Linked DNA regions of Homo sapiens: region 1 is linked to region 2. The links are chromatin contacts, found by Hi-C or POLR2A ChIA-PET in ENCODE. All regions are on one chromosome and are shown on one strand. Each heading gives the region's core, a stretch centred on a gene start or an enhancer-like site at or near the end of the contact. The rest is flanking DNA. Distances are from core to core; before and after follow the strand shown.

What was found. Hi-C counts contacts between places; a loop is a spot of excess contacts on that map. ChIA-PET counts read pairs that join two places held with the same protein, here RNA polymerase II (POLR2A). Pooled maps may share reads with other maps.
Region 1: a loop to region 2 is called in a map of naive thymus-derived CD4-positive, alpha-beta T cell, with 9 times the contacts of the local background. The contact joins the enhancer-like site here to the promoter of TLK1 in region 2. A Hi-C loop is called at or near these places in 1 of 168 maps with a recorded cell type or tissue (naive thymus-derived CD4-positive, alpha-beta T cell) and 2 of 50 pooled maps. POLR2A ChIA-PET finds 5 or more read pairs at or near these places in 1 of 52 experiments (activated CD4-positive, alpha-beta T cell).

Annotation. Positions count from the first base shown.
Region 1 is chr2:172,441,248-172,444,037 of GRCh38, reverse strand. The region is part of intron 1 of ITGA6 (integrin subunit alpha 6); the gene reads right to left. Among named protein-coding and RNA genes, the nearest start is that of ITGA6, 15 kb to the right of the region's middle. Within about 2 kb of position 1,302, at least 13 of the 41 ENCODE cell types and tissues checked have a DNase peak (open chromatin) inside an H3K27ac peak, as active enhancers do.
Region 2 is chr2:171,159,553-171,162,387 of GRCh38, reverse strand. It overlaps TLK1 (tousled like kinase 1), which reads left to right and starts at 1,495. Exons shown (of 21, transcript NM_012290.5): 1 at 1,495-2,098. The coding sequence starts at 1,960. RefSeq lists silencers at 905-964, 1,095-1,814, 2,085-2,324 and an enhancer at 1,679-2,323.

The sequences.
Region 1 (2,790 bases), core at 53-2,552, 1.3 Mb before region 2:
CTTTGGGGGCCAAGGTGGGAGGATCACTTGAGCCCAGGAATTTGAGACCAGCCTGAACAACATGGTGAAACCTCATATTTACAAAAAATACAAAGATTAGCCAGGCGTGGTAGTGCATGCCAGTAGTCCCAGGTACTCGGGAGGCCGAGGCGGGAGGATCACCTGAGCCCAGGAGGTTGAGGCTGCAGTAACCCGTGAGTGCACCACTCGTACTCCAGCCTGGGCGAAAGCGTGAGACCCTGCCTCAAAAAAGAAAAAAGAAATAACATCAAGTAACTTTGTAAACTCAACACAGTGATAAAACATGAAACACTATACGCAATCTTACACATTCCAACAAGCCATTCTAATTTTAACACATACATTTTAACAAGCATAAAGTACAGCTAGGACACAAACATTGAAGCCTTCAGGGATCCAACAGCTTGGGCATAAGGCTGGAAACTCGATTGTTGAAAAGACTCTACTAAACCCACTGATAGCGTAGCCTGTGGTCCTATCAGATGGTTAGGATAGAAAGGAATGAGGGCAGCCACTCCTCCAGAATCAGCCGTGACCATTAAAACAACAACGCCGGCCAGGCCACTCTGCACTAGGAATTAATTAATTCACCTTAAATTAATTCATTTAAGGTGAAATGAGGGAAGCATAAAGTTCTTCACTGCAGCACTGCTTTTAACGGCGAAGGATTAGAAATTATCTGAATACCCAGACTGGTTAAATAAATCATAGTTCATCCTCGAAACTGAGTATTATGCAGAGATTAAAAATAATAAGGAAGCTCTTTATTTACAAGATTGAACAGGCATTAAAACATACCAAGAGAAAAAGAGCAAGGTGCAAAAGAATCTACATGGCAAATGGGTAAAAAAAATCTATGTACATATTTGCTTGTAAATGTATAGGTAGCTCTGAAAGATTCACAGTAAGCTGGTAAAACAATGGTTGCCTCCAGGAAGAATAGGATGCCCAGAGATCAAGGGTGGGAGGCTGACTTTCATTCCATCTTTGTAGTTTTAATATTTGTACCATGTGACTGTACTACCTATTCAAAAATAAATTAAAAATGAAATTTTAAAAATGGAGGTCAGTCCATGGACACGAGGGTCACTGAAAATCTTGCAGAGAAAATGATGGAGATAGTGAGGTTAAAAAAAAAAAATCAGCGCCCACAAGTCATGAAGCAAACCTTGTAATTGCATAAAACAAGCTCACACATGCTCTCTTTATGTGGGCAGTTGCTGGCAAAGAGTCAAAGATTGATTTTTACAGCCCGTTCCAGAGGCATGACAACACATCAGTAAAGCAAGCTCACAAACACGTACCTACTGTGCGCCAGGCACTGTGCTGGCAACTGGGGCATTACAATGAAGAGTGAATGTAAGGCAGAGGGCAAACTACATGGAAGAAAAGAGGTGCAACAGCTGAAAAGGTAGATAAGCTTTCCTAGGGAGTCCCACAGTCAAGTGAGCTGCAGCATAAAATGAATGACATCAGAGACAGGAACTCTAACCTTCCCTATGAACATCCATGGCACTGACAGCATTCAGGGGAACCTTTCAGCTATGAAAATACATCCAACAAGAACTCCTCACCCTTCGTCTATCCTCCTTTCAGAAAGGACTGAATCTGTCCTTTCTAGGGGAGTCCCAATATTCAGACTGAAAGCACTGTAAAGTGCTGTTTATAAATAGCTGCAGGGTCCAAATGCTTTAGTCCTGGATGCTGTGGGCACTCCTCAACCTGCCTGGGGCAATCACTTCCTACCGGGAGGAGCTGGGTTCACCCAAGCAGAGTGAGTCAGTGGCCTGAGTCAGGCACCTCGCCTTTCATCTAATCTAAAGCAATGAATGAGGGGTGTGGCGGTAACCAGGACTCCTTATTCAGAAACATGACGCAGGGGTTGGTGAGAAACATGGGGAACACACAGCTGCTTCTGGATTTGTGGCCACAGGCAAATCCGAGCCTAGTTTCTAATGGAGAAATGTTTATCATCTGAGCAACTCAGGATGGTACCTCTCTATGATGAGAAAGAGATCTGGACAAGTTTGATGGGACACGAACCGACGTACTTAAGCTTCTGGTGGCATTTTATAAAAACAGACACATTAGCTAGCTGGACCTCTGCTTAGGGGTGAGGGCGGGATGGGGTTCTAGTGGGAAATGAAGCAGAAACAACTCAGGACAAGAAGGGAATTGTAGGCACAGCTCTGTCTGTAGCTGGCTGCAGGACTATGACAAATCCTAGGTCTCCATTTCTTGTTCTATGAAATGAGGATGGTGGTCTACCTTTCCAGGCCATTCCCCAAGTTCCTTCCCAACTTCTACAAGTGGAAAATAGTTTCAATTGTAAAGAAATTCACAAAAACATTGGGTATTACTAGAATGTGTCTACTCTCGTTCACAGATGAAAACACCTGTGTCTTATGCACTGAGGTTTGATTTTTTTTTTTTTTTTTTTTTTTTTTTTTTTTTTTTAAAGAGACAGCGTCTCCACTCTGTTACCCAGGCTGGAGTGCAGTGACACAATCATAGCTCACTCTCACCTTGAGTTCCTAGGCTCAGGCCTTCCTCCCACCTCAGCCTTCCAAAGTGCTGGGATCACTGGCATGAGCCACCATGCCTGAGTTTAGATTTATTTTAAAGCATATTTTTAAGAGTTACAAGTGTCAGGCTCTGTTAAAGCTCTAGGCAAACACAGATAAATCAGACCCAAACCCCTGCCTTCAGTGGCCTCACAGTTCAGGACCCTCAGTAAGCTTTTATTCTGACAGCTAATAGATAGATAAT
Region 2 (2,835 bases), core at 246-2,745:
TTTTGTATTTTAAGTAGAGATGGGGTTTCACCATGTTGGCCAGGCTGGTCTCAAACTCCTGACCTCGTGATCCGCCCACCTCGGCCTCCCAAAGTGCTGGGGTTACAGGCGTGAGCCACCGCACCTGGCCAATAATTGTACACTTTAAATATGTGCAGTTTATTTTGTCAATTATACCTCAATAAAGTTGTTTGTGAGATGTCCCTCTTAAGTTTGAAAAGCAGACAAGACTAAAAACTCACTGAAGTATCTAAAGCACAAGGCAACTACAATTACTTCTGGAGATAACTGACAATCAAGGTTCTTTTCTAGTATGATAGTTTATCTGAACAAAACATTACTATGAGAAATGCGAAGTCATAAAAATAAAAAATAGAAACGACATTTTTGTCCCCCTGGTAATCATGCCATTTCCTCTTGTCTGTGCAGTAGCGCTATATCATAATCTTTTTAGTGCTCTATTCAATTTGGTTTTCTAAAGAGAGAAATAACCTTGTTGTACTTTTCCTGAACTAGAGTGCTCTTTTATGTACAAGAAGCCCAATCCCTGGTGTGAGTATACTTGTGTGGGTCTGTAGAAAGCTACACTCTATCTATAAATTTTAGCAAATGCTGTTATTTATTTTGGGATTTTTGTAGTCGGGACTCAGCGGAGACACTAGAAACAAATTATAAGTTTCTAGAAACCATACCTTCTGCAAGATGAACGCTGTATAGTTTTCCTAAATATGTGATTCAGTAATCACATTTTTCATTTAGATTTTCCACTTACTGTTTTAAAACAAAGAATTGCTATACCATACAGTCTACAAAACTGGTAATTTTCAATTTCCTCATTAAAGATTCTTCACTCTTTTTTAGAAAACACGAGAAAGTTTTATTTCCCAACTCTCCCACTACCCATGTTTATTTTCATAGCTCTTTTATTCGGTCATTATTCCCATTCTGCAGACGGGGAGGCGCACATACGTTTTTCTGCACAGTACAGAGGGGCAAGAAAGAAGGAACTCTCAACTTTTCAGTTCCATTTTGAGAAACGATCACATTGAACTCCCGAGAAGCGGCAGCTGAGCGAGAGCAGCAGCATTTCTCCCCGTGTTGGGTGTGGGTCAGGAGAGAGGCGCGCTTCCGCGGGAGACAGGGGGAGTCAGGTGGCAGCGGCGCTGGAGCCCGAGCGGCGCGGCGGGGGCGCGCCTCCCTCCGGCCGGCGCGGGGACGCTGCCCCCGCGCACGCGAGTCCGGCAACCCCGGGCTCCCGCGCCGCGCGGCGATCCGCGGGTGCGGCAGGGGCGCCCCGGCGCTCTAGTCTCTTCCCTCGCGCGCTCGCTCCTTCCCCATGCCCCCACCCCCCAGCCCCTGGCAGGTCCCTCCCCCAAGCCTGCTCCCGCGGCCGCCGCTGCCGCCGCCGCCGCCGCCGCCGCTACCGGAGGCGCAGGAGCCTCGCGATAGTGTTTGCACAGGCGGCGCGTGACGCCGCCGCCGCCTGTAACTGATGCAGAGGTTACCCCACCGCCTCAGCCGCCACCCACAGCCCGCCGCCGCCGCCTCCCGGGCGACGCCGGGGGCCGACGCACTGCAGAGGTGCCGGCAGGTTCCGCCCGCGGAAGTGTCCTCGGCCGGCGCAGCCCGCGCTCCGCCCGCGCTCCGACCCCGGCCCGGCTGGCACCCCCTCGACGCCTCCGCCGCCGCGCTCCTTTCCTCCTCCTCTCCTCTGGCGCGCCCGCTCGCTCCCTCGCTTCTCCCCCTTTCCCTCCTCCCTGTCCCCTCTCCTTCCCTCACCTCTTTCCTCCCCACCTCCCCTCTTCTCGGTTTCCTCCCCCATCCCCTTGACTCTCCCCTCCCAGCCCTCGCTCTCTCGCTCGCCCTCAGCGCGGCCCCCGCCATGACGGAGGCGGGTGCCGGTGCCGTTGCCGCCGCTGCCGTCGCAGGGGGGGAGTCGGGTTCCCAGAAAGTAGCTTGATGAGTGTCCAAAGTAGCAGTGGAAGTTTGGAGGGGCCGCCATCTTGGTCCCAGCTCTCCACGTCTCCAACCCCGGGCTCGGCGGCGGCGGCCAGGTCCCTGCTGAATCACACGCCGCCATCCGGGAGGCCCAGGGAAGGTAAGCACCGCCGCGCCCGCGCCCGCTCGCGGGCCTCCTCTCCCGCGCCGCGGACCCCCGCGCCCCCCCCCCGCCCCCCCCGCCCCGGGGCTTCTCCGCCAGACCCTGGGGTGGGGGATGGTGGCGAGGTGGACGCGAGGCCGCCCGGCTCCCCGGCTCTGGGGAGGTAGTGCCCTGGCTGTGGATGGTGGTTCGCGGGTGGCGGAGGAGACGGACGAGGGGGTGCGCGCTGGTGGGGACGGGGCGAGGCGCATAGACTCGCCTGGGGTTCCTGGGAGCCAGTCCTGCGAGGGTGGGAAGCCTCCCCCCAGACGCGAGCCCCTTTCTGCTCCATTTGCCAGTACACTCAGTACTCTTAACCTCCTGGCCTCCGGTCTCTGGTGGGTTTTCCCTCCCGCTGGAGCCTTCGTCCTCGAGCCCCCTCCCCTTCTCCCGCGCACTCCTCCCATAGAGGCGGTCCCCACTTTGCGAGCTTTGCTGCCCGGGACCTGGAGGATGCCCCTCGCTTGCTGGGTTTCTCCTTTGGGGAGAGACGCTGAAATTATCTGGGCAGACTTTGATCCCCTGTGTGGCCCCCTAGAGCAATTTAAACGACAGACTGACTCGTGGGCAGGCTTTTAAAACCGCCCCTCCAGATGGTTGCAACTTTCTCTCCTTCGCCGTTGCTTCCTGCGTGTTTGTGCGTTATATTCTCTGCTGCAAGTAGGCTACTGTTCTTCTGTGACAGGGTCGTGGGT